Linked DNA regions of Mus musculus: region 1 is linked to region 2. The links are chromatin contacts, found by Hi-C or POLR2A ChIA-PET in ENCODE. All regions are on one chromosome and are shown on one strand. The core of a region is the stretch at or near the end of the contact, and the rest is flanking DNA. Distances in the headings are between cores, read along the strand shown. Region 1 holds the start of Tbc1d8 (TBC1 domain family, member 8). Region 2 holds the start of Rpl31 (ribosomal protein L31).

Region 1 (5,557 bases), core at 2,953-5,452, 110 kb after region 2:
TTTGAGGCGGGGAGATCTTGTCTAGGATGGCTGAGCTTTAGAGTTACATCCATCCGTACTGCTTTAAAGCGTTCCAGACAGACCTGGGGGAGGTTGTGGAGTTGGTGGATGCTCTGTCTGTCCACTGCCTCCCACATGCCGGCTCTTTGTTCTCCCGGGGTGGACTGAACTTTCATAAGCAATATTCCCATGGGCTGTAGACTGTGTCCAAGTGAACACTGCCTACACTTCCTTCCTTCCCAGGGAGGCAAAACCGCTTCTGCCTGCACAGCTTTGGAAATATCTCACCATGTTCTAACCTGACCCTGACGTGGCAGCCACCCAGAAGTTCCCAGAGCCGGGATTTCATATTCTAGCCTCCCCTCCTCTCAAAGAAAAATGGGTCTCAGGAGGTGGTAAGGGTACCCACCCCTGCTGACTACCTGAGAAGTCAATGCCATGGTCCCTCCCAGAGTCCCCAAAGCAGGAGCTCTTAAAATAAAGGAGGCAGACTAGGATAAAGAGGAGCACAACACCCATCTACCAATCACAGCTTCCCACAGTGGTCAGCTGACAGGTAAACAGGGAGCCCAGAAGAGGCACGGAATGCTCCTGTCCAATAGCCTTGGTCACAGTCACAGTGCTGCCTGAACCCAACTTGCACCTCAAAGAGAAGGCTCACACATACATGTTTTCTTCACCTATTCCTCTTACAATGCTCACTGAGCCTACATTGTGAACCAAGCACCATCAAAGCTAAAACGCCTACCCTTATAAACAGGCAACTTAATTGAGGAAACTATCGAAGGGGCTGGAGAGATGGCTCAGTGGTGAAGAGCACTGGGTTGTTCTTCCAAAAGACCCAGGTTCGATTCCCAGCACCCACATGGCAGCTCACAGCAATCAGTAACTTCAGTTTTATATATATATATATATATATATATATATATATACATACATACATACACACACACACACACACACACACACATATATATGCTTTAAGAAAAAAAAAACATCTAGAGGAAACATAAGCATATTACATGAGAGAATGTAATGTGGTTTGAATAAAAACGGCCCCCACAGTCTAGTATATTTGAAATCCTGGTCGCCAGTTGGTGGAACTGTTTGGGAAGGATTAAAAGGTGAAGAGGTTTATCGCTAGGAGAGGGCTTTGAGGTTTTGAAAGCTCAAGCCATTCCCAGTTTTTCCTCCCCCCCCCCTCTCTCTCTGTGTGTTTCTCTGTCTCTGTCTCCCCCCACACACACACACCCCCGACCTCTCTGCCTCAGGTAGTTATCTCATCATGAGAGCTCTGCTCCAGCGCCATGTCTGCCTCATGTCTGTCTGCTTGCTCCCACCATGATGGTCATGGACTCAGCCTCTGAAACGACAAAGCCCCCAATAAATGCATTCTTTGGTCAGCTGGTGTTTGGTCACAGCAGTACAAAAGTTAAAACTAAGTCAGAGAATCAGAAATTTAGGGAGAAAAAAATGGAGGCATGTATAAGGGGAGAAGGGGGGAGAGGGAGGGAAGGATGAGAGAGAGAGAGAGAGAGAGAGAGAGAGAGAGAGAGAGAATGAGCAGGCAGGAGGGTATACTATAACCCTCATCAGAAAAAATTTGTGCTTGTGAAAATGGGCAATCCAAATTATTTTAACCTTTGGATTTTTGTATGCCTAAACTCCTACTATCTAATAACAAATTTAGCATAACAATATGAGGAAAAGATTACTGTGCCCTCTTCTTTATCTCTGACCTGTTCACCAGTCTACTGGTTTCTCTGCAAAAAGAAGTCTAGAACCAGCCTCAACTCTCATCATTTCAGCCCCTATTATTTCCTTTAAACATAATATCATCCATAAACTCTCACACTGCTATTATCTGCCCACTGCATTTCCATATTTTCCAACAATTGCCAGACCAGAGCTGCTGGGTGGCAGTCCTGTGTGGCTGAGTGGAGACCAGCTCAAGGGGAGTACCCGAAGTGGGGTTGCTCAATAAATGTTCAAAGGTCAACAGTCACACTGCAAAGGGCATCTAAGAAACAAAGTATCTTCTCTCCATAGGCTTTCTCCTTGTTTCCATTTCTCTTTTTGCATGGTGGCATGTGCCTGTGGCAACAGGAACAAGAATTTGTGGCCAGCCTGGATTATACATTGTAACCTGTGTCTCCAAGAGAAGAGAGAAGTTTCCACATATTCACAGGATGGAGACAAAGGAAACACCAGAGAAGTCCAAAGCCATGGCTATCACAACACACCACTGAACTCGTATACAAATGATCTCTGTACATCTGAGTCATAAACTCTCTGAAGCTCACGAAGCACTGATAGGCAGCTCCGCCCTCCACATCTGGATCCTGCTGGATGGAGAATAATCTGAAGACTGCAGGCCCTGACTTACCTGTCCCACTGATTCCTTCCCAAGGCAGTAAGCCCATCAAACACCCCAGAGGCTCAGTGGATTAAGTGGGTGGGTGGGCAGCAGCAAAAGTGTCTGGGGGGGACAAACTGTTTCCCTATTTCCCAGTTTACAAGTCTCCTGTCCTACCGTCACCCTCTGCAACAGATGACTAATACACCAGATACTCTACTTAATCCACCATCAATTAAGCCACCGTCTCCAGTGTTGTACATACACAGCCCTCTCAGGCCACTTGGCCTCTACTGAGCTTTGCAGGATGCTACCAAGTTCTTGTTCTCCAGTCCAACACTAAATTCCATGGTGCTACCCAGGGCCTCACAAAGGGCTCAAAGGCCCCCTTCCTTCTACTGTAACTCTCCCCCCACCCCCACGAAGCCCACCTGCTGCACAAGTTGTCCCTGTTCAGGGGGGTTCGTGGCCACTCAGCTGCCCAGAACGTTCCACTGTCTACTAACCCTTTCAACCAGAATCCTGTGGTCTCCTACCCACTACTGAATTCTCAGGAGAGTCTCGGTTGTCATCGTGGACCCTGACCCCACCCTACACCTGCTAGCTTTTCCTGAAGCTAAAATACATGATTTTAGGTAGAAGCATATTCCTCATTTCTCCAACCAGACTCTGCTCCCAAAGGGCCGTCTCCAGACTGGCCCAGGTGCAGACAGTCACCAGCAATTAACCCGAGCGCACCGTTTAGGTCTGTTGACCCCCTCAGCGACATTCAGTAGAAGGTTATGAAAGGACCATCATCTGAAGTCCCTTTTACCAGAGGTGGCTCCTTAACCAAAGGAATCATTCCAACCCCCTAGGCAAAACACGACAATTCCCCTTCCCTGATTGAGCAGGTGCTCTAGCTAATAACGCGAGCTGATCCCAATCTCTTAACAGCTTTGAGCCATAACTTTTAGAAGGGGAAAATGCCTTGCTTGGAGACAACTTCAAAGCCTATCGTATTTTTGTCCTATCGTTCCACAGAAGACATTGAAAGGAGAAACAAAAGCGGCATGCTTAACTTCGCTACGCAACTATAGTGCCTCAGTTTCCCCTCGAAGCGAAGACAGCCCCCGCCTCCTGGGCCAGAAAGTCCTGGATCTCTAGAACCTCCCGATGATCTGGCCTGAAGTCCGCAGCTGCAACACCACCTGGAGCCACAGCTGCGTCCAGATGGCCAAGTCCGGGCCTGCCTGGGCGCACCCTTCTGTCACCTGGCGGGGCCCTAGGGCGCCCCGATCTCGCTGCCTTGGGGCAAGCTCTAGAAGCTGCGTCTCCAGCGTTCGCGAGCCAGGTCACACCAGATGCACCTGCCTCTCTCGGCCCGTGGGTCCCTGAGCTCCAAGCCCGACCGGAGCTCGCGTGAGAAACGCAGGAAAAAGGAAAACAAGCCATAGGCAGGGCCGTCCTGGCCTCGTCGGCTGCCACCGAGACACCACCTGCGACGCGGCCGGGCGGCAGGGACAGAGGCCGGGCCGGGCCGCCGCGCGCGCCCCTTACCGGTGAGGCGGCCGCCCCCCTCGCCGTGCCCGCGGCGCCGCTGCAAGACGAAGTAGCAGCTGCTCTTCTGGGTCACCCAGAGCTTCAGCGCGTTCTTGAGCAGCACCTCCTCGGGCTTGAGCCACATCGCGGCGAACCTGCCGCGCCTGCGGGTCCCGGTTCACATCGCCCCAGCAGCCGGCCGCACCGGGCCGAGCCCGCTTGGAAGGAGGCGGCGGGAACTGCGCGCGGAGACAGAAGCGGGAGCGCCTGCCGAGCCCCGGAGCGCGGAGACCACAGCTCGCCGGGCTCACCCCGCGCTGCCTGCCGTGGCCCCGCCCCGGCTAGACCCTGCCCACCAGCCGCGGTCCCGCCCACCCCCGAAGCCACGCCCTCCACCCTCCCCGAGGCTCCAGTGGCGCCTCCCTGGTTTCCTAGTCTCTGCGGCTCCCGGCCAGGGTTCCGGAGTGGCGGGAGGAAATCGGAGCCACTGCCAGGTCTCCTCCCTCTAGTCCCGGACGAGTCTCGAATTCCCTCCTTCCCGGTAGGAAGCGAGCAACTGCGCAAGTTGTCTCCACGCTCCTTGTTTAAAAGCTGGAGGAAGGACCTAGGGGGAAAAGACATCTTGTTATCCAAGCTGCAGGTTGCCCAACCCAGAGTCTTAACCTTAAAGAGCACAATGCACGCCAGTAAACTGGAGTGTGTTCAAGTTTCAAATAACCAAAAGCTAACACTGAAAATTGGAGACAATTGTATCTGGATTTTTTTTTAATGCTGCGCTCTTCATTTTTTTTTTAAATTAACACAGAATGCTACATATTTTAGTCCATATATACAGCAAGGAGAGGGTCAGAGAAATTGCTTTCCGTTAATTCAAACATTTACATTTCTTCTTTATTACATTTTATTTATTGGAGGGGGTGGTCACGAGAGACAGTTTGGCGCGTGGAAGTCAGAAGACAACTTTGAGGAGTCAGTCTTGGCTTCCATTATGTGGACCCTGGGAATCCAACTCAGGTCATCAGGCCTGGCAGCAGGAGTCATTCTTGACATCCCCCACTTATTATTTCTCTTACAGAATATTTTTTCATGCTTTTGTAAGGATACAACTGAAGCTATAGGAGAGGTGGCAACGCAGAAACCTGAGTCCAGCAGCAGACCATACTGAACACTGAATGTCTTACAGAGACATAGGACCTAGAAGGCACCACTATGAGACTCACCCCTGCAGGTCCTCTCCGGAAAAAAATAAGGCTCTTGTGTCTATTCTGAGAAAACATTAAAGAAAAAAACAAACCCACTAGAACATGGGAGCAGGTAATAGTAACGAGAAGCCACGGGGCATGTGAGTACAGGGTTTTAAATAAATATTTTCTCTAGGCTAGAGTAGACATGTTAGCTGTCCTTGAAAAAGGCCGAGGGAAAGGGATCCACGTGTTCTCTGTGGGGAGGTGGTTAGATCGGATATCTTAGCCAAAGGGAGGGGAAAGGTTCCCTTAGTCCCTGGGTTTTGACAAAAGGACAAAATGTGGTTGTTAAGTAGGACAGAACTGGAAAGTAGAAGCTGTCCTGGGGGAGGATCAGAAACTGGTCAGATCCAACAGACAGTAGCCCTGTAGAAAGCAAAGTGAGACGGGAGGTTGGGGGATGGGGAGGACGGTGGAGGGGAAAATAAGCAAGTTT
Region 2 (5,627 bases), core at 2,064-4,563:
ACTTGGGAAACAGAGGCAGGAGGATTTCTTAGTTCGAGGCCAACCTTGTCTACAAAGTGAGTTCCAGGACAGCCAGGGCTATACAGAGAAACCCTGTTTATTGTGCAAAGCTTCCTCTTATGGGACCAGGAGGAGGAGGGGTTAGTTGCCAAGGATGAGATGTAGGTGATTCTGTGATTCCATTGAAGGGCTTGGGTTATGTAACCCTTTGTTCATTCAACATGTTCTTTATCATGATATGTTTCATCTTACTCATATGCATGTCCAATCATGCCCAGGCATGGTTGGTAAATAGGAGATTCCCACCCCCACCCCCCCCAAAAGTTCACTCAATGGACACAGGCTGCCTTACTGCCCATATACTGAAGACCAGCCCAGGCTGAGTTGGGCTCACCTCCTGCAGTTCTTTTTTTTTTTTTTTCTTTCGAGACAGGGTTTCTCTGTGTAGCCCTGGCTGTCCTGGAACTCACTCTGTAGACCAGGCTGGCCTTGAACTCAGAAATCCACCTGCCTCTGCCTCCCAAGTGCTGGGACTAAAGGTGTGCACCACCACTGCCCGGCCTGCAGTTCTAAGATATGTTCCAGCAAGTTCAACCACAAAAGGGGAGTCACCAGAGGTTGCTAGGGAGTTAGTTGAGGGTATAAGAATTGACTAGCCACTTTGTTTGGAGAAGGTTGTGCACGGAACTCCGTGCAGATGCATGTCCCAGGGTGCTAAGCTGCCTCTGAAAACTACCCACTTTAGGAGCTCATGGTTTAGGAGCCACCTAGATGCTGGCTGCATGAAGCTAAAGTTCCTTCTAGGGCTCTATTAAGATAGACAGGTCTGTAATTTCTCCTCTTCTGTAAAATGATGATGGCTCCTTCTTGGTTCTCTAGCTAGGATCCATTTTGGATACCATGAGGTTGCTATAGATATGTACCCTTGATTGCTCTATCCTGAGGGTGGGGGTGGAGTGGGCAGGAAATATTTTTCATTCACCAAGAGGAACATTTGGAAAGAACTTGAAATGAACCCTAAAAACATGAAGTCTGTATGGAACTCTGACCTATTTTTTTCTCTTACCCTAGCATTGTCTAAGGGTTAGAGATTGGGTTTTTCTGGAAACAAACTTATAGTTTAATTGTAGTCATACTTTAATTGATGGTTAGACTCCTAAGTGGAACAAGATTGTTAATGGACACAGTGTATTCATTCTCCTAAGGCTGTCTATCTGGAAGTCATTAAAAGAGGGTGGAGTATGCTGTGCTCCTAATTTAATTTAACTCTGCCTGAATTGTGCACATGTTCAAAATTTGGGTTCGCTCAAAAACCTATAATTGTGTAATTTTCCACTAAATGCATGCATCATGGGAATTGTAATCACTGACCTCTTCATTCATTATCTTTGCTTATTAAAAGGTCATTCTGTAACTACATCTGTGTCCCAGAAAAACCATGATCATACTGTCTGGAAAAGTACAGTGTCTTGGCTCAAGAGTCAAGATTGAATGTGACCTCAGTTTAAGATACTACAAACAAACTAAAATTGTAACACCTTCTGTCTCTAACAACTAAAATCCCCTTGTACAAACAACATTGTTGTCATTGTTAGACAAGGTATCACTATGTAGCTCTGGCTGGCTTGGAACTCCCTATATAGATCAGGCTGTTCTGCAACTTACAGAGCTCCACCTGCCTCTGCCTCCCACTGTGGAATTAAAAGTGTGTGCCACCACACCTGGCGAAGTGAAGCAGTTCCTAGTCATGACTTTGCACTCTTGCCAAAATGTCCTAGTAAAAATTTAGCGATATAAAATGGCTTTAATTTCTGTTCATGTTGTAGCTTGACGATCTCAAAGTCAGCCAGTAATATACTGAAAAAAATCTAATCTGAGTCATCTAGAGAAATGCTATTAGTGCTCAGATGGACTTCATATTATGGAGATAAATAGCCTTGCTTTTCTGTAGAAAAGCTCATTAGAAATGAGGCAGGGGAATTTTTTTTCCTTTTTGATTTTTTAGCTTAATCATGTGTGGACGGATATGTCTAGTTTATTGACTCCTTAAATTATTCATGTTTTACTTTTAGTATGAAGTCAGGAACTCACAGCCTTTTATAAACTCAGCTTTTCTAATTAACCATTATTTATTAACCATAACTAATTATCATTTCTTGCTCAAGTCAGCACACTCTGACTAGTGGGCTCCTCTGTCTTCTTGCTAAAGATCCCAAATTCACATTTTCATATTCTCTTTATAGCCCTTCCTCCCTCTCCCTCCCTCAGTCTCTACTCTCCCCTTCCCTCTCTCCTCCCCTTACTCTTGGATCTAGTCTCATTGTGTAGCCAAGACTGGCCTCTGTGTAGTCCGTCCTTAATTTGGCATCCTCTTGCTCTGCCTCCTGAATGCATCGCTCCAGACTTCCTTTTAAATTATTTTTGAGTGGCTCTGCTTGGGAGATTGCGTTGCAATTTTCTGAGCTCAACCCCAGTACCAATCAGCACTCCCATAGAACCCCTTCTGGTTTGGATTCTCTAAGAACTAGAACCGAGCCTGTCTGCTCCTTTCCTCCTAGCCCCACTGAGAAGTCATCAGATATTGTCAAGCGTGTTTAGCCCACTACAGTCAAGGATATCTCGAACTCCTGATCACCTAACTCAACCCACAAAGTTCTGGGATCACAGGTGTGCACCACCACACGTGGCTGTGGACACTATTTTCTTAAGAGAGAGAGAGCAGTTGCCTGTCCACCCCAAGTCTGACCTTTGGGGAATCCAAAGGCCCCAGCATCCCTTAGCCAAAGGAGGCAGAGACATAGGTTCCTTGTAAGATCGTGGAGTTTCTGCCTGCCTGTCTTCTTGCCTGTGAGATCCTGAAACTTGCTCATTGCTGAAACTCCAATAGACAGGCTATTCGGACATGTTTAGATTCGGAGATCTATTTTCTACGGACGTGCCTGGCATTTCCGTGGGCATTTTCGACTTGGAAAATAAATTCTTTTGTTGTCGTCTCGGTCATTCCGGGGACCTTCCGCCAAGCACAGTATCTAATAGATTAAACAAACGTAGAGTGAGTGAGCGAGTGCACCCGAAAAACTGGAGTATCTTCCCTCCCGGCCGGGCGTTCCGAATCCGGGTTCGGGTTGGGATTTAAATCCCATCCCGCACCTCCACTGCTCAAGGCAGATTGCAAGAAGACTGACAAGATCGACCCCGCCCTGGGCCCGCCCTGGGTCCGCCCCATGCCGCTCGCTCCGCCCCTGACGCGCGCTGTATTTACGCCCCAGCCTAACTCCTAACTTCCCTCGCCACACCTCTTCCTCCTCGCCTCCCCGTGACCCGGAAGTTGTACGGCTACGCGACTTTCCCTCCCACAAACCCTCGCGCCCTTCCTTTCCTACTTGGGCCCGGCAGAGTGAGTATGGCTGCGGGGTCGCGGCTCTGAAATCCGGCGCCATCCGCGCCCGGCGCGGGACGGGCAGGCTCGGTGGGGTTTGTCCCGCGCCGCGCGGAGGCTCTGCGGTCCGGGGCGGTGGGAGGACGGCCTGCGGGGTACGGGTGCACCTTAGCTCGGGCTTGGGCTTTCCCACTACCTGCTTAGAGCCTCCCTCCCTGTCGCCTGCGTCTAGATGGCTCCCGCAAAGAAGGGTGGCGAGAAGAAGAAGGGCCGTTCTGCCATCAACGAGGTGGTGACCCGAGAATACACCATCAACATTCACAAGCGCATCCATGGAGTGTGAGTACCGGGCGGGCGGTGTGGCCCGCGACCCCCTTCGGGCTCCGGCCGGGCTGGGCTGTCACCCGCGAGCCTTGCTTACAGACTGGGTGCTCTAGAGGGCAAGCGGGTTTATTCCGGTGTGGTTGTGTGTACGTGGAAGGTGTGCGGGGTTTGGCTTGCACGGCAACCGGCTAGGAAATGGAGACTGGAGGCTGTGATGGAGTTTGAGGGAGCGGTTAGACTTGGGGAAGGTTGGTGGTGCTAAAACGTGAGTTCTGGTAATCCGGACGTGTAAAAGGAAAGTCAGTGACTTGTACGCTGCAGGAAAGTGGCCGGTTACTACCTCAAGTGCGAAATACGATTTTTTTTTTCGTCGTCCGATTATACAGATTTGTGCAAATTCGGGGCAAGTTGTAGTAAAGTGGCGGTTACAGAGAGTGATTGCGGTCCTTATTTGTACACGACCTATCTGCATTTGCGTTCCAGCCCTAGAGCTTGAGTTCTTGGACTTGATGGTTTAGTATTTTCGGAGAGATTTTGCCGGGTTGAAATGTGTGTCTGCACCTAGTGGGTTGCCCCAAGGTCTTTGCCCGGTATGAATACTGCTGGTGGTCGGCCACGTTCCTTCCTCTATGGTTGGGCATATTAAGCACTATGAAGCACTATTTAGGCCTGTGACAAAGTGAAAGTAGGCCACAAGTTAAAGGTGGTGTGGGTGTTGCCCAGTATGTGGAAGGAAGAGTCGCTCTCAGGTGAAAGGTACTCTTTAAAAGCAGCCTTGAATAGAGCATTGTAGAAGCGAGTCGTACCCCCCCCCCAGGCCTTTTGTATTTTGTTGATAAGGCCCTATGTGAGAATCTCTAGCCTCCTTCATTCTTTGGTAATTTCTTGGTCCCCATTGTGGTGTAAACCAAGCCTCTGCTTTGTTCCACTCCTTGCTTTCCCTGTCTCATTCATTCGGGTAGTAGTTGAGCCCAGTGCTAGGTCTGCCCTCTGAGATCTACTCACTGACTGCGGCAGCCCCACTTTTTCCAATTCCCTAACCATAACATTGAGATTGCTCAGTGCTCCATCTCTTTCCTGGTCTTTGTAAGTGATACCACCTGACTGGTTGCTTGCGTGAGTTTTTTTCAAGCTAGCTGTGAAGTGGGTTGTCTGGGCACTAGAGACAGGCTGCGGGTAGGTAGAATAGAGAAAGCAGATGCTCTTTGTCTCACTTGGAGTGGACTTGACGGGTGTTGAACAGACCTGGGCTTTTTTGGTTGATTGGTTTTTGGATTTGAGGTCTTCCCACCCAGCCTCCATGTTGGGATCATTGGTGCGTGCACCATGCTCTAGAAAGGTTCAAGTTTTTTGTTTTTTAATAGCCCTCTATCATGTACCCTGGCTATATTCATAGGAGAGTGCCTGCCTCAATTCCACAGAACTTTGTCTTCCTTTTGTATGAGTGTTTTGCCTGAATGCTTGTATGCTCCACATTGGTGCTGGAATCAAACCTAGGTCATCTGCAAGAGCAGATATTTTTAACCGCTGGATCATCAGGACCATCATTCAGGATTGCTGTGAGCAGGCCTGGTTGGTGACTGATACTCTGGGAAAGTGAGCGGGACATCTTGAACTATAGGATGCTTGGAATTTACCCCTACATCTTAAGTACTGATGCTAGTAGCTGGACATTTCATGCTTGGCCAGAGGGTTCTTCGTTTCATGATGGCATGCCATTTACATATATAATTTTTGACTTTTTTTTTAATGTGCTTGTGTTCTGAACCTTAGGGGCTTCAAGAAGCGTGCTCCTCGGGCACTCAAAGAAATTCGGAAGTTTGCCATGAAGGAAATGGGGACACCAGATGTGCGCATTGACACCAGGCTCAATAAAGCCGTCTGGGCCAAGGGAATAAGGTACTGAAGTTACTTGGTGCAGTGA

Evidence for each region. Hi-C counts contacts between places; a loop is a spot of excess contacts on that map. ChIA-PET counts read pairs that join two places held with the same protein, here RNA polymerase II (POLR2A).
Region 1: a loop to region 2 is called in a map of heart, with 3 times the contacts of the local background. The contact joins the promoter of Tbc1d8 here to the promoter of Rpl31 in region 2. A Hi-C loop is called at or near these places in 1 of 37 maps with a recorded cell type or tissue (heart). POLR2A ChIA-PET finds 5 or more read pairs at or near these places in 4 of 5 experiments (Patski and embryonic stem cell).

Annotation. Positions count from the first base shown.
Region 1 is chr1:39,474,545-39,480,101 of GRCm38, forward strand. Tbc1d8 (TBC1 domain family, member 8) reads right to left here and starts at 4,203. Exons shown (of 20, transcript NM_018775.4): 1 at 3,896-4,203. The coding sequence starts at 4,022.
Region 2 is chr1:39,364,538-39,370,164 of GRCm38, forward strand. It overlaps Rpl31 (ribosomal protein L31), which reads left to right and starts at 3,314. Exons shown (of 4, transcript NM_001252218.1): 1 at 3,314-3,718; 2 at 5,477-5,602. The coding sequence starts at 3,612.